4 separate regions of the Mus musculus genome follow, and all the other regions are linked to region 2. The links are chromatin loops, found by intact Hi-C in ENCODE. Cell type or tissue: heart. All regions are shown on one strand. Region 1 holds the start of Dcun1d4 (DCN1, defective in cullin neddylation 1, domain containing 4 (S. cerevisiae)). Region 2 holds the start of Usp46 (ubiquitin specific peptidase 46). Region 3 overlaps Scfd2 (Sec1 family domain containing 2). Region 4 has its middle 26 kb from the start of 1700019F05Rik.

Region 1 (5,000 bases), 580 kb after region 2:
CAGACTGATGTTTTCTTTAGATCTTGAAGATCTAAAGAGCACATGCTCCCCCCCACCCCACCCCACCACAATCACTCGGCAACAGCAAATCCTGGATTAAATACTTTGTTGGAAAATGTCCATACTCTATACAAGACAGTTCTTAGAGATTTTACTGCAGGTGTAAGTCAAAACAGGATAGATATAAATTGTTTCCCTAAAACATATTCTCACAAGTTTCTCAGACCTTATTTCAAAAGCCATCCTGTAAGGTCTGGAGAATTAGGAGTGCTTATTGCTCTTGCAGAGGATCTGAGTTCCATTCCTAGCTCTCAGTTGAGTAGCTCACAAGCACCAGTTCTAGGGGACCCTTCATCTGCTCTCCATTGCATCTATATGCATGTACACATACACACACACACACACACACATCTGCTCTCCATTGCATCTATATGCATGTACACATACACACACACACACACACACACACACACATATATATATATATATATATATATACTTAAAATAGTAAAAATAAATTTAAAAAAACATTATCAAACACATAGACAAGTTTAGTACTGTCTTAACTGTGTCAAGTCGTTTCCAAATATTAAAACTCGCCCTCAATATGTTTACCGCTGGGTTATTAAAACACCCCTCCAATAACCATTGCGATTATGGATGTTTCATAGTATCCATTACACCACACAAAAATAATCTTATAGTCCCTACATTTGATTTAGGGTGATCACCAAGGAGAACTGGCAAAGGATGCCCACAAACTAGGAAGACCTGTAATAGTCCAAAGGGAAGGACTTTACAGCCTCATTCGCTTCACTTACATAAAAGTTAAGACATCACAGTTCCCCTTTGCTCACCTTTAGGATTTCATTGCAGGTTCTGGCATGAGACTACTTCAACCCCAAATTCCACTAAGCTGCCATTCTTGATTCGCTTCCAAAAGAAAAATCCCCTAACTCTTGGACAAACCAAGTAGCCCAAGAAATACCCAGTGCAGTTATCTGTATTTTCTTCACAAGGGATATTACGAATCTCTACTTAGTTTCCATACTTATGTAAGGCTATATACTTCACTCTAGACGTCCATACAATGAACACGCTCTAAATGTTCCATGGTAAACGTTGCTTTAAAACGAACGTGTGCAGGATGATTTGAGACTAAGCTTTCGCTCCCCAAGGCAGATGCAGGGGTAAATTATCTTGGAGAAAGGCCAGGGCTTGGCCTGGGCTTTCCCTCTGCGGTGGACACTGTCCCAAGGAACCCAGGCATCTCCCGGGAGAGAATGCATTGAGTCTCCGCGGCATAAAGCACGAGTTAGTCAAGCAAGGAGGGTCCAAGGGGCGCGCTGAATTCTGGGACTCGTTTCCACAGTTACCCACGTGCACCCAATCCAACCGCGGCCCAGGGCGGCTGGGACTACAAGACCCAGAATTCCACGAGACTGCCTTTCCCTTTACACCGGCTCGGGGAGCCAGACCCTAAAGGAAACCCCTAAAGCACCCTCCCGGTGCTTCGGGCGGAGGTAGCTTCTCGCACGCGCGTTGCTATGCCTCCAAAGCGGCCCTCCGTACAAGGTAACAGGTCTTGACGCATCAGCCTCTACACCTGATGGCCAGAAATTAGAGAACTGCGTCACACACTGCCAAACCTACGGACCGCCGGGGACCCCGACAACCTCTTACGCCAATTCCTCCACCCCGCTTCCAGGACCCCTGCGGGTCGAGTCAGCTCGCAGACAGCGGCCTCCCGGTCCTGTAACCCCAGCCCGCGCTGACCTCGCTCCCCGTTGCTCGCCGAACGCGGAGGCTACTGCCAGCCTCGGGACACCTCCCGGGTACCCGGCCCCGCCCCCTCTCCTCAGTGCACCCCGAGGCTCAATGGTGGTCCCCTCCTAGGCTGGAACCGGGCCTCTCCAGGGAGGAGGCGCCTCCCCCAATGGACAGTCCAACGCTCCCCACCCCGCCCCAAGAGCACCGTACCCGAAGATGACAGCCCTCCCAGTCCCCGCTTCTCCCCACCTACTCTTCCTCCTAACTCACTCCGCACACCCTCCCCGACCCCTGTCCCAGCCCCCAAACTGCACAGCAGTCCTATCCGCCATCCACTCCTCCGGGGACCGCCTGTCCCAACACCTGCCCCCCAAGCCCTCTCCCCACTCCCGACCGCCGTCCCGCACACCGGACTCCACAACTCTCCCATCCCACCGCGGCGTCTCCCACTCCATGGCCCCCGTTACATCACCCCCCATCCCCTCACCGGCCCGGCCGCTGCCCCAGCTCCCCACCCATTGTTCCCGCCCCCGCCCCCAGCCCTCCTTCCCATTGTCCCCGCCCCCTCTCCCCTCGCACTCCCCCGCCTTCCCCGGTAGACCGTACGGCTCGGGCCCCGCAAGCCTCACCCTGTACTCGGACCGCAGGCCCTCTCCCTGCCCGCTCGTACCACCCCCGACCCCAGCTGCCAGCGCCCGCCGCCGTCTCCACCTCCGTGCACCACCGACTCTCGGCCCCCGGCCTTCCAGAATGTCCCCCCTCCCCCAACCGCGGAAAGCCAGCCAGTCCCCACCCCCTCCCCGCCGCCCCTGCCCCCGCCCCAGCCGCCCGCAGCGTCACGGCCCTCGGACTCCAGGAGGGGTTCAACCCGCTCCCGGGCCAGGGACTCCAGCGCGATCGGAACCGGAGAAGTGGAGAAGGGAGCGCAGGAGCGGACGCGGTGTGCGGGCCCGCTGGCTCTGTGCTACTCACTGACAGCTGCAGCATCCGAGTGCATTTTCGGGCAGCTCACACCCGCCTGCCGCCCGGGCTCCCGCGCTCCACTCGCGGTCCCCCTACCGACTCCCCAAACCTTAGCTCGCAACAGAGGACCGCCGGCTTCTTCTCCGGCCCGCCCATCCCGCCCTTCTCATTGGCTAGACCCCAGCCGGGGGACCGCCCCTCTTCGGCTCTCATTTGACCGAAGAAGTGCTGGTTGCGCCGCCTGCAGCTGGCAAGGAGGCCCCGCCCCCTAGACTGCAACGTGATTGGCCCCGGCGTCTCGCCTCCGACCGCCCCTGGTGGAGGCCACTGTTCGGAGCCGCAGGTTGGACCCAACGGCTGTCAGTCATTCAGGGGTCCGAAAGCGCGTGGAGGGGCGAGACTGGGGAATTGGTCCACCTTGACCCTGAAGCCCCGCCCTGTGGCGGGCGGATCCTGGAGCGGGAGACCAACCGAGAGCCCAGCCGAGAACCTGGGTTAAGCATCCGAAACAAAGCAGCCTGAGGGACCTAGAGCCAAGCTCCAGCCCACAGGGACTGGTGTTCCCTGGGAGGCCATCGGCCAGATCCCGCTACTGCCCGCGCCCGGGTCCCGCCGGTTCTCCTCAATCGTTTCCCATTGCGGAAAATTAGAAGAAGAAAAATATCTCCGCTTTCCTCCCCTTTATGCCACAACCTTTCTGTCCTCAACTTTGGAAATGCGCCTCTTTTTCAGAGTCAATTATTCAGAGTCATGCGTTACTTGCGCCAAAGGTTTCGAATGCTTCAGGCATTGAACGTCAGACACCTCTGCGGTCCCCAGACAGCGAGAGAAAAACCTAGTGCCACATTAGGCTCTGGGGTCAGCCTGACACCAAGATAAGCCAGGTCCCCTGACTATAAAAGTCTAAGAAACATAAGTCGAACCTGGCCAAACCGCTGTTTAGCAGAGGGAAGCGTTAATGGGGTTGTGATTGTTAAGTGTCCTAAATACTGCTTTTGTTGTTTCTTGGAGTTTTTCAGTACTTGAAAACCAGTTCTCCACAATCACAGGTAATGCAATAACGCTGAGATGTGCGAGGGTGGGCGCCCCGCCCCCACCGCAAACACACACTCCATGTCCAAACCTCGCTTGCCCCAACCACAGCCTGGACAGCCTGTAGATTCCGCCACACGCACTGGATGATATGACCAAAGATAACAAAGGGGTCCTGCGTTAGGATTCTGAATTCTACAGCCCAGGCTCTTGAGTTGTAGAGTTCTGAAATCCGGACAAATGTTACAAGCGCAAAACAGCTTACAGTCCTTGTTATCTACATCACTGTGTTTGTTACTGTGATATGTTCCATCTCATCGCCCTCTATTTCTCTGTAATTAAATTGAATCCCAATAACGCAATCTTTCATATTTGTCATTCAAATGCATATGATTCACTTCATCAAATTGCAAAATATCAGAATTGCATCTGAAGACAAGAACTCTTCATAGAGCATTCTTTTGGGTCTCCTTAACAGGACAGAGTCTTAGCCAAGTCTCATAAACAAAGGAAGGTACTTGTAGGCTCCTGGGTTGGGAGCTTCTATATTTTTTTAAGTGCTTATTCTGGGCAAAGTCTTTTTGTGTTCATTATTCTGTTCCTGATTTCAGCCTAATATAGTAAGAACTACAGTTTATTCGTGTTTCTGAGACTTTCTTATGTATAATATTTGTTGTGTTTGAGTTTTGTTTCCCATATTATTTTGCACAGAAAAGAGGTTTACTTCTTGGTACTTGTAAATTAAAATAAGCCCGTGATTTATATTAGTTATTAATCTGCTATATTGATTTATCTGCAGCAAACTTTATGGTTGTGAGACTATTAAACCTAAAGGACCTGCTGCCAGTTCGCTTTCTCCCTGCTCTCAGCACTTCCTTGACACATAGTATCCAGGAAAAATAAATAAATAAATAAACAGAATTCTAACCTATGCTGGTTCTCAGCTGTTTCCACTAGGTTCAGTCTGACCAGTTTCAAGTAAAATACAGATTTACCCAGATCGGGGTAGGGGGATAGTGTGTAGGTTCCAAATAGTGGCCTCCACCAAGGACAGTCAGAGGCAAGGTGTCAGGGCCAATCACAGTCCGCTAGAGCTAGAGAACTGAGAGGAAGTACTCTTTCTTAGTCGGCTGAGCCTCACTACTGCACAAGTCTCATGAATAATAAAACAACTAAACGATGCTCTGTGAATATCATCCAGACATTTCAACCATCCATAAGAGTATAAATCTTCA
Region 2 (5,000 bases):
ACACACACACACACACACACACACAACCCTACACACACACACACACATACACACACCCCCCCACACACACACTTGCACACATCCCTACACACACATGTACACATGAAGTCCCAGGGCTGACTTTTTACTGAAGAAATCAGTCTCTGTAGCTGGACCATGAGGTTCCTTCTCACTCTAGGTGCAAGGTAAGACATACCTGAACCCTTGGGTTTTGGGCTTTTTTTTTTTTTTTTTTTTTTTTTTTTTTTTTTTGAGACAGGGTTTCTCTGTAGAGCCCTGGCTGTTCTGGAACTCACTCTGTAGACCAGGCTGGCCTCGAACTCAGAAATTTGTCTTCCACTAGCAGCCTTTGGATGAAGACATAGAACTCTCAGCTCTGCCTGTGCCATGACTGCCTGGATACTGCCATGTTCTCACCTTGATGATAATGGACTGAACCTTTGAACCTGTAAGCCAGCCCCAATTAAATGTTTTTTGTTTTTTGTTTTTTTTTTTGTTTTTTTTTATAAGACCTCCCAAGAGCTGGGATTAAAAGTGTGCACCACCACGCCTGGCCTTTTCTTTCTTTCTTTCTTTCTTTCTTTCTTTCTTTCTTTCTTTCTTTCTTTCTTTCTTTCTTTCATTTGAACCCTAGGGTTTGAGCACGTGCACTGGTCAGTTCTGTGTATCTCCCTTGAGGAAATGCCTCCATGAGATCCAACTGTAAGGCATTTTCTCAATTAGTGATCAAGGGTGGGAGAGCCCATTGTGGGTGGTGCCTGGGCTGAGTGAACCAGGGGAAGCAATCCAGTAAACAGCACCTCTCCATGGCCTCTGCATCAGTTTCTGCCTTCAGGTTCCTGCCCTGTGTGAGTTCCAGCCCTGACTTCCTTTGGTGATGAACAGTAATGTGGAAGTGTAAGCTGAATAAACTCTTTCCTCCCCAACTTGCTTCTTGGTCATGGTGTTTTGTGCAGGAATACAAACCCTGACTAAGACAGCATGGGAGAGGGATCTTTCCCAGAGTAGGTCTGGCAGTGGCTACTGGAAGACACAGAATAATTCCAGGGTGGGCACATGGTGAATTCCATCACAAGGGTTGGCTGAAGTAGAGTTAGACCTGTTCTGAGACTTGTAACTATACAAGTTACCACATCCTAGGTAATGCCAGTGCTAGCCGATGGGTCGCACTTTACAGCAGGGAGCACACTACCTGGAGTGGCTGCCTCGCTCTGCTCCACTTAGGTTGATGCTGGCCTAGAAACCATTTTTCCATGTCCTGGCTATTCTTTTCCAGCCATAGATCTCACATCAGCTGTAGTCTCTATAGAGACACACTTTCCCTCAAAATCCACTCATTAGCTAGGCACCATCTGTGAGGTTTGACCTCTTCCTACCTGGGTAGTTCTCCACTCAGTGAAGCCAGGGTTACAATTTTCTAATCCAAGAGCCTTCTGTAATTGAGACTTGTTTATATCAACCTTGCCGAATTGTAAAACACATTTAATCATTCATGAGTTGGATAAACTCTGCAGTGTTCGATTGATTTGCTGACTAACCCATAGCCTTTCAACTTTTTTTTTCCTTCTTCTTCCAGAGGTAAACAGAATCTTCTTACCTCTCCCTGGCTGGCCTGATACTCACTATGTAGCCCAGGTGGGCTTTGAACATGTGGCAGTCCCTCTGACTCAGCCTCTCGAGTGCTGGATTACACTGCACCACACCCAGATTTCAACCTGTCTACAGTCTACTTGGTTTTAGGTGTTTAGAGGGTACCCAAACAATCCTTTTTCTTGTTGGCACAGCACCCAGGGCCAGGTCCTGGTTGGTTTTCTCTGTGCCAGTGGTGTTTGTGTGTGTAAACATATGTGTATGTTCATGTGTGAGTGCGTTGTATGTGTCAAAGCCTGAGGTTGATGTTGGATGTCTCCCTCCTTTCTGCCTTATTTTTTTTTTGTTTGTTTAAAGATTTATTTGATTTTTTTTTGTTTGTTTGTTTTGTTTTTTTGAGACAGGGTTTCTCTATATTGCCCTGGCTGTCCTGGAACTCACTCTGTAGACCAGGCTGGCCTTGAACTCAGAAATCTGCCTGCCTCTGTCTCCCCAAGTGCTGGGACTAAAGGTGTGCGCCACCACCGCCCAGCTGATTTATTTGATTTTTTAAAAAGATTTATTTATTTTATGTCTATGAGTACACTGTAGCTGTACAGATGGTTGTGAGCCTTCACGTGGTTGTTGGGAATTGAATTTAGGACCTCTGCTCCCTCTGGTTGGCCCCGCTCACTCCAGAAGAGGGCATCAGATCTCATTACTGGTGGTTGTGAGCCACCTTGTGGTTGCTGGGATTTGAACTCAGGATCTTTGGAAGAGTGGTCAGTGCTTTTACCCACTGTGCTATCTTACCAGGCCCCCCCCTTTAAAAAATTGGCATTTTCTTTTTATTTTAAAAAAATATTTTTTAAGATGTCTTCAGACACACCAGAAGATGGCGTCAGATCTCATTAAGGATGGTTGCTGGGATTTGAACTCAGGACCTTTAGAAGAGCAGTCAGTGCTCTTAACAACTGCGACATCTTTCCAGCCCGATTTATTTGATTTTTAATTATGGATGTGTGTGTGTGTGTGTGTGTGTAGGTGGTATGTGCATATGATGTAGGTGCCATGGTCCAGAAACCATGGGATACCTTGTAGCTGAAGTTACAGGTACTTGTGAGCCACCCTAAGTGGGTGATGGGAATTGACGTCAGGTCCTCTGGAAGAGCAGTGTGCACTCCTAACCATCCAGCCATCTCTCTACCCCTTGCACTTTACTTGTTTGAGACAGAGAGGGTCTTGCCTGAATATGTAGCTTGTGATTTGACTAGTCTGGCTGGGCAGCAAATACCAGCCCATCTCTGTGTTCTCTCTCTGCCTCTCCAGCACTGGGATAGTTATACACCATGACTGTGTTTCTTTACCTGTGGGTGTGGACTCGGGCGGGGGGCAGGACGTGAGTCTAGAGATCTGTACTTGTGCAGTAAGCACTTTATAGACTGAGCCATCTCCCCAGCTCTCAATTGTGTTTTAACCCCTGTAGGCCTTGCACTCAGTGCATTCATATTGGAAAAAATCGCAAAGCTTATCATTAGAAAGCATGAAAGCTTTAGACTAACCACGCACAAAGCTGAGGCCTTCAGCTTGTGACATTTCTCAGTCTTTAAGCTTTTCAGGACCTTACTGTGTTCTGGCCAGTCATAGTTAGGGTGTTTTATCGATGGTCCCCCTCCCCTGCCCCCTCCTCAAATGGTGCCCCTCCTAAGTTTAGCATGCCTTTATCTGTACTATTTATTTGAGAAACACAGAGCTGGGTTGGATACCTGCTCTGTAAGCCTTATGGAGCTAACCATGTCTATTAACTAATCATGTAGAAGCTGGAAGAGTCGTAACTGACAGCAGTAAAAAAGAATGAAAGTAAAATTCAGGTAGAATGAGTCATTGTGAGCAGGAATATTAATCCTTCTACACACTGAAAAATACAGTATCCATGTGACCCGTCCCCCACCCTCACCCTTCAGTCAGTGGTTTTGTCTTCTATTTCCACCCCAGATCCTAGAAGAATTACCAATGGATGGATGGCTCTCATGTTATGTGTATAACCCTAGCCCCCCAGCCCCCAGTATGTTACTCTTGGCTAGACAGAGCTGTCTTCAATTATATTAATTTCTCTCCTAATTTAATTCTCCACAAAATACATTGGTTTGGGAATTTATCACGTTTCACATGCACAACTTCCCTGTGGAAAGCTTGGGACTGCAAACTTGTCTGCACAATTATTCCCCATGTTTGAAATGAACTCTTTCAGTTCTCACGAACATATCCCTCAAGTGGTGTGTACAGTGTGCACCCTGAGCCTGCAGTCTGGGCCTCCGCAGGAAGGTGTAAAAGCTCAAACAAAACTGAGATCAGGAGCTCCGAGGATGGGAGATAGGAAAGTTTTGTTTTGGTATTTCCTGGACAGCCTCTAGTACCGCCCAGAACCTGGCCATTTCCTCTGTACCTGCTAATGTCACAAATCTCCCGAGTGTGCCTGCTTAGACCCGGAATTCTTTCCTTTCTGGGAACCTTTCCCTAGGCAGCTGGGTTGCTGCTGGCTAGGGCTTTCTGGCCACGCCCATGTCCTGGTCTCATTTTACTTTTCGGGTTCCGGCGGATGCCATCTGGCTAGAACCCTGGAGAGAAACTTTAAAGTTGACTACACTCACCCTTAGACCCTTATTCATATCCTCCACTAGCTAATCCCTAACGCCCAAGGCTTGCTGGACACCAGCAGAAACGGGCAGAGGGAAACCGGGAAGCGAGCACGCCCGTGTCCCCGCGGTGTAGGTCCCCAGCCCAGTGCCCGGTACGGTCCTGGGTCCGGCGGAAAGGCCGCGGTGCTGGGTTTGCTCGGGGCTGGCCTTACGGTGCAGCTGGCACCGAGCGGGACCCTAGGGCAGAGGAGCAAGAACGGCTTCCAGTGGGGTCAGCCGAGCGGGTCCTGGCTGGCAGCGGGAGCATAGCAGTGGCCTCGGTTCCGCGCCTCCCGGCTCCGGGCTCCTCCTCCCGCCGGCCGCGGCCCGGGCTGCGTCGCTCCGCCACTCCCCGCCCCGCGCCGCCGCCCCGCCCTCGCCGCCGCCCGGCCTCGCTCGCCCAACCCCACTGCAAGCCGGCCCCAGGCCGCCTCGCCGCCACCCGGCCTCGCTGCGCGCCACCATGGACAGTCCCGTTTTCCCCTGGTAAAGATGGCGGTGCGCGATCGCTGCAACCTTTAGACTAATGACTGTCCGAAACATCGCCTCCATCTGTAATATGGTGAGTGGCCGCCGAGCCTCCGGGGGTCGCGCCCGCAGCGAGCCAGGCAAAGAAAGGGAACCCCGGGCTGGAGCTGCACGCGCGCCGCGGTCGTGGGGGCCGTGCGGCCAGAAGTTCCCGGTCCCGAGGCTGGGCCGGCTGACCGCAGTCCCCCCCACCTCTGTCCCAGCCGGGGACCCCGAGCGGATCCC
Region 3 (5,000 bases), 210 kb before region 2:
GCTGGTGTTTTGTTTTGTTTTATTCTGTTTGGTTGAGACAAGCTCTCTCGGTGGAGTCCAGTCTGGCTCAGAACTCTCTGTTTCACGGGCTGGCCTCAAACTCACAATCCCCCTGCCTCAGTACTCATGTACCCGCAATGCTAGGATTATAGGCATGGGCCATCACATGCAGTCCATCCTTGCATTCAATCCTCCCCAGCACCCTGAGGCATCCAGTGCTTCCGCTTTCCACATGGGAGGGTTGGGCTGAGATGGGTCCTGGTCCTGATGGGAGCGTTTGCCAGTGCCTTGACTCTTTTCTGAACGTTGGATCCAAAGCCAGGGAGAACAGTGGTAAGCCCTCTGCAGAACCATGTCTGGTCTCAGGGGACACACTCTGTCTCAGCCATGACCCTTGCAGCTTCTGGACCATCCCCCTTGCATTGGCATGGTAGCCTCAAGCCTTTCTCCCTCACTTATGGTGACTATGTGTTCTCCCCATTGCCCTCCTAACAACACTTTGCTAGTCCTTCACCCAGCATCTCCATGAAGAATTAATGGGCATCTTCTGCTCCAAACTACGGCTCTAAGGAAACATAGTGATGAACCAAAGAGTTTATTTCTTTGTAGGTCATTTTCAGCACTCATGGGTGCAGACAGAATATAAGTAAATACTACCCTGCAACTTATTTTGAAATTCAATGACCTCTAGGATTTAAACCTTCTACATCCACCTTAGGGTGTAATGTGGTAGACACTTAACACTGATGGAATGCTCCAAGCCCTAAGCAAGTATTCTAGTCCATAAATGGTGCTACAGCCTGTCCTCCAGAGTCTAGGCAGGTGTAAGCAGCCCCTTCAAACCCTTAGCAAGGCTGTGACTCACTAAGTAGAGAAGCAGAGTCCCCACCACCACCCCACCTGCCCTCATGCCTTAGAGGACCTAAGGGGTCGGGAAAAATGAAAATAACCATGGCAGTAGTGTGTACAAGGCTCATGGTAAGAGCTTTTACCTTGCACTCTACTGACTAAGGTCATTCTGCTACTGCCACTCCCTCTCACGACCCTCCGTGAGAAAACAGAAGCACACGATAGTTTGCCAATGTTACCAAGCTCAGGCAGGACCTCAACTACTTGTCCCCAGAGTCCATGCCAAAACCTCTCTGCACCGTCTCTGGAGGCCCACTTCCCTGTAAATGCTCACTCATCCCTGATAGCCACATGGAGGGGCTTTTCATTCCAGTGGCCCGCTGACTGATCTGACTCAGCCCAGCTCTGTTGTAAGTCCCTGGGCTCTGTGTGTCCACTATGTGCTGCAGTCGCCCTTACCTGGCTGAACCAGTGAGTACCAGGGTTGCTGTAGTCCTGGGCAGCGCTTGCTGAGTTCAGAGATGCTACTTTTTATGTAAAAGAAGATTGACATGGATGAAGAGTCTACAGACAGGCAAAGGACAGCCTCAATTGTATATGACTGTCCTGTGGCTATTGCTGCCACCTCCTCCTCCTCTTCCTCCTCTTCTTCCTCCTCCTCCTCCTCTTCCTCCTCTTCCTCTTCCTCCTCTTCTTCCTCTTCCTCCCCCCCTCCTAACCAGTTCTGTCCACCAGTGTGACACAGCAGGTGTGTGTTCTGAGTGTAAGGAGCCCAGCACACTGCTGCCTCTTTCTCAGAATGCCTTTTAAGTCCAAGCTTGTACCTGAGTATGACCAGAGAAAGTCCATTGTCCTTCCCATTCATTTCCACTATTTTTGTGTTGTCTTCAGCCCCAGGCTCCCAGCTATTCATATTTTCTTGAATTGTGCTGTCACCCCATTGTTGTCACTAGAGACTAACTTTTGCTTCAGTGACACAGCTCTTCCATAAAGAGCCTTAAGAAACCTGTCAGGCCTCACTCACTGCATTCTTGACTCCAGCCAGCAGAGGGCTCTGCTCACCATAGTCTCTCCCTGGACTCAAGCACTCAGGCAGGGCAGGGCATCTGAAATTGCTGCAGCTCCATTGCTGCAGCTCCAGAGAAGAGCCACAAATTACAGACCGGCTGTTAACACTCTTCCTGGAAGGAGTGCCCGTGACCTCGGCTTGCTTTCCACCAGGCAGAAGTAGTCAGACCACAGCCAAGTTCATGGTTTGTTATACATACACACAGCATCCTGTGTGCCTGAAAGACAAAACGGAATATTTGAAAATGGCCTTTATAAATCCAAAAGTGTCATGTTCTATCATGAACTGTAATTCGCAAGCCATTTTCCTGCTCTTGGGTAGAAGCAGCAAGCTATGAGATTTAGAACTTACATTTGGATGGTTTTATGACATCACTCCAAGTAACAGTTGGTTGTCTGGACCTGAGATACCTAGTGTACGCAGTCCCCCCACCTCTCTCTTGCATAGATATGCACGCACACACCCACACACAGTCTGCTGCCAGTCCCTATAGCAGCTGCTCCATCCTCACACTGCCTGGTTCTGTCTTACAGTGAAGCGACTGTAAATCAGACATCCTGTCACATCACTGCAGGGTCCTGACCACCTCTGTGGGAGCTTCCTGTTTCCCAGTGAAGAATGTATAAGAAGAGCATCTGTCTTCTAAGGCAGCCAGTCACAGCTGCACACATGCTAAACACATCCATGCACTCACAGCCGATCACCTGTTCGCCCTGCGGCGATGGAAGATCAGACGCTAAAGCTCCGCTGCGGGATGCAACCAAAAATACCTGTGTCCTCGGCTTTGCATGTTTTTCCGTTGAGCTTGTCATCTTAGGCACCAGCCTCCTCCCTACCCAGCCATCAACTCTTCGTCTGTCACAGAGAATGTCTTTTGCACCCAACACCTAAAATGCCAACCGTCCCCTCTGCACAGCCAAACATCAGCATTCACACCCTTATGACATTTGTGCTGCTCTTAGTGCAGTGGTGGTGTTTCCCAACTATAAAATGTCTTCCGTTACTCCAAGTCAAAGGAATATGGTGGTGTAGACATTGAATTATCGTGTACTTTCAACAAAGTAAAATGTTAGTTGTCTTGGATCATTGTGTTTAGCTAAAACATAATGACTGAAAAGACTAGCCGAAGTTAAGTTGAAACTACAAAGTAGATCCCTACTGGGGTATGATGAAAAGAAGGGAAGGGCTAGGCTCATGCCAACCAGCCAAGAAGCGATGAGGAACAGGAGCCTCCAAGCTCAGACATGGCTCAGAGATGCTGGGTACCACGAGGCTCAAACAGTGCAGTGGAGAGAGAGGCCAAGAGGAAACAGCCTCAGCTGTAGTTCAGCGAAGAAATGTGTTTACTTGTGGGTGTATGGGGAGTAACAGCTACCCCGCAGAAGGAGAGCTAGCACAGGCAGGAACTGAGCGGTACCACAGCATGTCTGGGACTTCAGAGGTTCTAATTCCGGGACTGCCTGTGGTAACTGTAGTCCCTTTGAAAGTCACCGCACGCACCTTCCAAGACTGTGAGGCTCTGTAAATCGGAGTCGCATAAGCTATTCTGTGCCTCGTAAGGAAGTCACGAAAGTGAAGTAAGATGTATAAAACTGCCCAGGACAGGGACTGCCAGTAGTTAGGCTTTGTAAAATGTGTCCTAAAGAGTCGTAGATTTCAGGTGCTGAGGATTTGGGGATGAGGTCCCAGGACTACAAACTGACTGGGCCAGGGCTCACTGCAATGGAGAGCTGATGAGAATCAAGCATGAAGCACAGTTGGCCTGGGAAGTGACATCGGTTCCTTTGTAACAAGGTTGAGGATGCTGACTATAGACAACACAGGGAGCCTTGAACACATTGTGCTGGTCACAAAAGGACAAAACACTGTATGGTTGTACACATGCCAGGTACCCAGAGTACTCAGGCTCATAGAGATACAGCACAGATTGACAGGGGCTTGGGGTGGGAGGGTGGGAAGTTCTTGTTTTATGAATAGAGAGTTTCGGTTTTTGCAAACTTTGTCTCTTCAGACAGTGCTAATGGCTACATAATAGTGGGATGTACTTACTGCAATGAATCAACTGCACACTGTGGCCGCTCCCCTAGCCCCGAACTGGGGTTTAATACAGGACATCTACATGCTAGAGAAGCCCTCAACCCTTAAGCTAAGGCATTTTAAGAGAGCTAATTTCAGTGTTTAAAAGGCATTCTGTATGAGGTGTATGGTCCCAGTGTGCTGTGCCGTGTGGATGTCAGATGTGAACAGTAAGGAAAAGGGCATACAGAAAGATATGAGAAACCCTGTGATAGCTTCAGACTTTAAATCTTTACCAATTCCTGGCAAACAAAAATTATTATTCTTTTTTTTTTTTTTTTTGAGACAGGGTTTCTCTGTGTAGCCTTGGCTGTCCTGGAACTCACTCTGTAGACCAGGCTGGCCTCGAACTCAGAAATTTGCCTGTCTCTGCCTCCCAAGTGCTGGGATTAAAAAAAATTATATTTATAGTGAACAACATTGTGCTGTTCTGTTTGAAATGTGGGTACTTACGAAGTGATTACATTAGACTGGCATAGCCATTCACTTCTCATAGGCAGATTTAATTTGGAATCTGTGCTAGCAGCAATTTTCAAGTGTGCAGCACATTATTATTCACTATAGACCCTGTCTTGTACAGTGATCTCTTAAACTCTTCCTCCCACCCATGTGTCTATCTATGCTATGTTTTGACCAACTTTTAGAATCCTCCCATTTACAATATTCCTTAGTAAATCTAAAACTGTTCCTTAAAGGCTATTTTTTTAAGATTTATTTATCTTTATGCACATTTGGTGTTTTGCCTGTGTGCATGTCTGTGTGAGGGTGTCAGACCCTCTGGAACAGGAGTTACAGACAAGTGTGAGCTGCCACGTGGGTGCTGGGAATTGAACCTGGGCCTTCCAGAAGAGCAGCCAGTGCTCTCACACATCAACCCATCTCTCCAGCCCCTAAAGGTTATATTTTAAAGATTCAGGAAATGAAAAGAGCTGGGTAGAGTAAGAAATGGCTGGCATTGCTGAAAAGACCTTAGTTAACATGAAAACGGGTTACACATGTGGAAGGA
Region 4 (5,000 bases), 130 kb after region 2:
TCCTGCTTGACCCTGGCTTTGAGCTGGGCGCTGCTATGAGGTTTTGTTTGTTTGTTTGTTTTCTGGAACACCTACAAGCTACTTGGAGTCTCAAAGCTGTGTTTGGGTTTTGACCAAAATTGTTGTCAAGAAAGACAACAATGTCTGCCTGGTGTACTCTACGTTGTCCTCAGTTAACACTCTGTAATTACAGCCTGCCTCTCCCATCAAGCCGTACTTTTAATCCTGGGGCAAAAGCACTTATTTGCTCCCAGCAAGCCTGCTGACTATACATAGCACTCCTGGCTCCATAACTCTCAGGTCCCACTCAGGACAGAGCACTCTCTTCCACCACACTCTAGACATGGCTTTTTGCCTGTGTCCCCATAGGCCAGTGGTTTTCAGCCTTCCTAATGATGTGACCCTTTAATACAGTTCCTCATGCTGTGGTGACCCCAAACCATAAAATTATTTTCATTGCTACATCACAACTGTACTTTTGCTACTATTATGAATCAGAATGTAAATATCTTTGTTTCCCAATGGTCTTAGGTGGCCCCTTTGAAAAGGTCATTTGATCCGCAGAGGGATTGTGACTCACAGGTTGAGAACCACTGTTGTCGGTCATTGTTTAAGAAATATGATGGTGCCACTATCATTCTTGGGAGTTGATCTGAGAAGGGATATGGAGTTAAAAGTTTGTGGTTTTGAAATAGCAACCTTTGAAGTAAAAACGTACCAGCTAATTGTGTTCTATTTGTGTAAACCGCTTCTCCAGAAAGCCCTCTGGAGCTGAGATGCCTGTTGCAGTAGGTTCTGAAGATCCTGCAAGGTTGTTTCTGCACAGACCCATAGCTTGATAATGCACTGCCCTATTTTGTAGCTCCAGTGTCATGTAGCCCCAGAGCACATAAAATGTGGCCAGTCTAAGTTCAAATGTGCAGAAAATGCAAAGAATGCTCCAGTTGCCAAATGCCTAAAACAGAAAAAAAAATAATAATGTTGCTTGGTGAAATAATATATATTTGGTCTATGGGTTAAATAAGAAAGCCCCATGTAATCGGTTCTCCCCTTGCCTCTCCCGCTTCTTTTCCTCTGTTCCTTCTTTCTATTTTACTTGTTGTATGTGTGTGGGAACATTCATGCACCACCAACGTGCGCTTGTGGAGGTCAGAGGACAACTTTCAAGTGTTAGTTCTCTCTTTCCATCACATGGGACCCAGAGAGCAATCTCAGGTCGTCAGTCTCGGTGGTAGTAAGCACCTTTACCCACTGAACCATCCTTGACGGCCCTATTTCTCCCGATTCTTTTTTATATAAAGCACTTCTTTTTTGTTAGCCACCTTAAAATTAGATCTCTGACCTGCAGCTGTGACTCCCATTGTGCGTCTATTGGACAGAGTCGGTCCAGCTATGTTTTACAAATGTCTTCTTAAAGGGCTTCTTTTCTGAGAGTGGAGAAAGATTTATTATATGCAGCAAGTAATGAGGTATCTTAGGGTTTCCATTGCTGGGAAGAGACACCATGACCAAGGCAACTCTTATGAAAGAAAACATTTAATTGGGGCTGGCTTACAGGTTTAGAGGTTCAGTCCATTATCATCATGGCAGGAAGCATGGCAGTATCCAGGCAGACGGTGCTAGAGGAGAAACTGAGAGTTCTACGTCTTGATCCAAAGGCAGTCAGAAGGAGACTCTGTCCTCTGCAAGCAGCCAGGAGAGAATGTGTCCTGCAGGGGCCTGAGCTGGAGCACTAGGAGCCCTAGAAGCTCAACCCCACAGCAATGCACTTTCTCCAACAAGGCCACACCTATCCCAACAAGGCCAGACCCATTCCTACAAGACCATACCTCCTAATAGGAGCACTTCCCATGGGGCAATCATATTCAAACCACCACAGGAAGGCTCAGGAAATATTTAAAAGCAATGCACCCACACTCTTTGAACAAAGGATATCTGTGGGTTTTGTTCAGAAGGCTTATACAAGATCATATTTGAAAGCACTGTAGGGGCAGGTATGTCCCTGAACATGCTCAGTTAGTTAAGAAGTAAGTTCCTGAGCATGCTCAGTTTAAGCTCATACTTCAAGAAGGAAGAATGACTGACATGACCTTAGGCACACTTAGCTGGAGATTCTAGAACTTGTGTTCAAAGGTTAAAATGTCAGGAAGGCTTTTGGGTGTAATTCAGTGAACAGGAATTTTCTGGGTACCCTTAGCTGTCTTGTAAAGGTGACAGACAGTAACACTTCTTGGACATGCTCAGCTTTCTCAAAAAACGTTATTTTGTACCATGCAACATGCAGGAACGTTGTGAGCAAGTCTTTTGTCCTCTGCTCCTGCCTCCAAGTTCTTTGACTCCATCTAGGGGCAGCCAACAGAACCTCTTGTGGTTCTAGTAATAAGGCTTGTAATGTAGATTCCTTTCATCAATCGATGGGTTGATTGAGATAGGGCCTCACTGTGTAACCCTAGCTAGCTGTAATTCGATATGTAGAGCAAGGCTGGCCTCAGAATCATGGATAGCCATCTGTCTTCCTCTGTCTCTTGGGTACTAGAATTAAAACTCAGGCCACCATGGCCTTTTAAAATAAATGGCTTTCCAACTAAAAGTTTAGTTTTAACTTCCAAATTGACAACTGATATCTCATTCAGACATCTTATCTCTCCTCGTTTGTGCTTAGTGCTTAGATCAGATAACTTTACAAAACTTTACCAAATATTAAACTTGTATAATTGGGACTCTGCTCCTGTGAGCCCATTCATCTTCAAACCAGGGCTGGCTCTGGTAAGTGTTCAGAAGTTCTTTCTGGCTTCAGGATTTTATAATTCTTTCTTAAAATTTGAGGCCTGAAAGAGAAGGAAGATCTAGTATAACCTGGGGGATTTGAGGCAGTTGAGAAATGATAGAATTTTCTGAAGACAAAAAAAAATCTTTTTTACCAACCCTCCTCCTGTTGCTCTAGAGTCAAGATACCAGTCATTGAGTAGGCAAGGAGGGTCAATGCTGCCTCCTACTGGCCTGACAGGGGAGCAGCAGGGTATAGAGAAGATGGCCATGTCGCTCTTTTGTTCTGGTCAGAGCCAGGACAATGAGGGTAATAGCAGTTTGGACAGTAGTTACCAAGTGTGATTATGTGAGGACCACAACAGTTACTTAAGAGGATTTCTCTACTGTACGGGCTAAGGGTCTAATTCTTGAGCCCAATGGGAGCTACCCCCAGTACCCTGGCAGAGCAGTTGCTCTCAGGATGTTGGTGGACTAGGCTGGGGAAGCCATGTGGGTCCTCAGTAAGAGCAGCTGGTGCTCTTAACCACTGACGCATTTCTCCACCCTATTCATTCTTCACAGAAGATGAACCGAGTTTCTGAATAAAGCCATGGTAGAGACAGAAGGGGCATACACATACCTTTTACTGTCCACTTAACACTCGGTGTATTTATGAGAAGGTAATCTGAGGGAAGCCACAGACCTGGTGCTCTAGGCAAACGTGAAGAAGCCCGAACATGAAGTACACACCCAGACTCATGCACTCCGGTGCTTACCCATCCTCCCAAGTGCATCACTGACTTTTTGACCTCTGGGTTGTTTGAACTCTTATTCCATCTTCTATAAAACACATGTAATCTACATTATGAAAATGTATACATGCACACACCGCCACCGCCACCACCACATACACATATATACACTCGCACCTTTTCATGTAAGCAAGGGACTCACTTGTGTTACTTCCAGTAAGGAGGGCCACTAGATATATTTGGAAACGATGAAAACAGGGCTCTCCGAGCTGCTACCTGAACTTTCAGGAATGGAAAGAAAGCTATCTGATATCCATAGAAGAGAAAGATGCCCCAATACAACAGACATCAGAGTCCAGAATAAATGACGGGACCTGGAGATCCACCGAGTAATCTCACTGTCCCAGAACCCAGGAACACGAGTCATCTTGCTTCCCCTTTAGTCTTTGCTTCATTCCTGAAGCTTCAGTGTGTTGACCTTCTCACGGTCAACTATTATGGGCTGCCTCTATTCTTACCTGGAGCCTGTTCTACGCCTGCCATTCCCAGCACATTTCATGTGTTTTGCCATCTGCCCTCTTGTGTCTAATGTTGACTGTAGTTTCATGGTGTCTGCCTTCCTTGATCGCTTATAATCTTCTAACATGCCTGCTTTTCCTCCATGACTCTATCCCTTGCTGCCAGACATAGACTCTTTCCCTACATGCTTCTCATTCTGGAGTCTGTCTGTCACACCATCTTCCTGAGGAGTGGATTCTGAAGGCATAACCCCTACGATTACCACAGGGCAGAGCCTTCTCGCCAGGTCACCTGATGGCTCCCTCTAAGTTGAATACCCTGAGGTTGTATGTCTACATCTGTTTGATCACCAGCCTAGGGCCACAAGACATAGAATGTAGGGCCATGGGACAGAAGTGTAGAGAAACACTGTGAGTCCATCCCTTTATGTGGGGCCCGTGGCTGCATCAGATTCTGAGCTGCTTCCTAGACCACCAACATCTTCGTGCTAGCTTCAGTCCTTACCTCCAGTGCCATTCTCCTGCTGATGATCTTCTTGGTCCAAGAACACATTTTGAGGCTGCCACTTGCCTTGCTTAGACTGCTTTTCTCTTTAATGGGGAGTCAACTATGAGGTGGGAGACTTGTTAACTTGCTTCATTGGTTAGAAAAGATAGTGGGAAATACATAGGTGTCTATAGTGATCTGCAACTTCCTATGCCCTTGGTGGCAAGTGCAACTTGGTGTGAAGAACCTGTGAGGGGAAACAAAGGCATTTGGAGGAGCTGGAGAGGCAGCTCACTTAGTATCTTAGGGCTTCTATCACTGTGTTAAAACACCATGGACAAGGAGCTAGGAATGGATCAATTCCCATTCTTCTACAAGATAACCGCCAGTTGTGCCAGCACCATTTGTTGAAAATGCTGTCTTTTTTCCACTGGATGGGTTTTGCTCCCTTGTCAAAGATCAAGTGACCATAGGCGTGTGGGTTCATTTCTGGGT

The links. A loop is a pair of places that touch in the nucleus more often than their neighbours do. Peaks named below come from ENCODE experiments on the same cell type or tissue, not always from the same donor. Only the 100,000 strongest peaks of a DNase experiment are listed, where the experiment ranks them.
Region 1: it touches region 2 in a loop (2.5-fold over the local background); 2 of 42 quality-filtered maps call a loop at or near these places.
Region 3: a loop joins it to region 2, with 3 times the contacts of the local background. A loop is called at or near these places in 14 of 42 quality-filtered maps.
Region 4: it touches region 2 in a loop (2.0-fold over the local background); 2 of 42 quality-filtered maps call a loop at or near these places.

The regions. Positions count from the first base shown.
Region 1 is chr5:73,488,934-73,493,933 of GRCm38, reverse strand. It overlaps Dcun1d4 (DCN1, defective in cullin neddylation 1, domain containing 4 (S. cerevisiae)), which reads right to left and starts at 2,908. Exons shown (of 11, transcript NM_178896.5): 1 at 2,743-2,908. The coding sequence starts at 2,767. In heart, CTCF peaks have their summits at 2,827 and 3,038; DNase peaks (open chromatin) are centred at 1,393, 2,033 and 3,063; H3K4me3 peaks cover 3,438 bases; H3K27ac peaks cover 3,290 bases.
Region 2 is chr5:74,068,059-74,073,058 of GRCm38, reverse strand. It overlaps Usp46 (ubiquitin specific peptidase 46), which reads left to right and starts at 4,648. Exons shown (of 9, transcript NM_177561.3): 1 at 4,648-4,809. The coding sequence starts at 4,774. In heart, CTCF peaks have their summits at 2,305 (motif pointing right) and 4,497; DNase peaks (open chromatin) are centred at 4,178 and 4,598; H3K4me3 peaks cover 1,454 bases; H3K27ac peaks cover 1,751 bases.
Region 3 is chr5:74,274,846-74,279,845 of GRCm38, reverse strand. All of the region lies in intron 5 of Scfd2 (Sec1 family domain containing 2), which reads left to right. Among named protein-coding and RNA genes, the nearest start is that of Gm32064, 39 kb to the left of the region's middle. In heart, no CTCF peak of the experiment used is centred here; a DNase peak (open chromatin) is centred at 1,945; H3K27ac peaks cover 1,520 bases.
Region 4 is chr5:73,935,987-73,940,986 of GRCm38, reverse strand. No RefSeq gene overlaps it. Among named protein-coding and RNA genes, the nearest start is that of 1700019F05Rik, 26 kb to the right of the region's middle. In heart, CTCF peaks have their summits at 2,340 and 2,996 (motif pointing left); no DNase peak of the experiment used is centred here.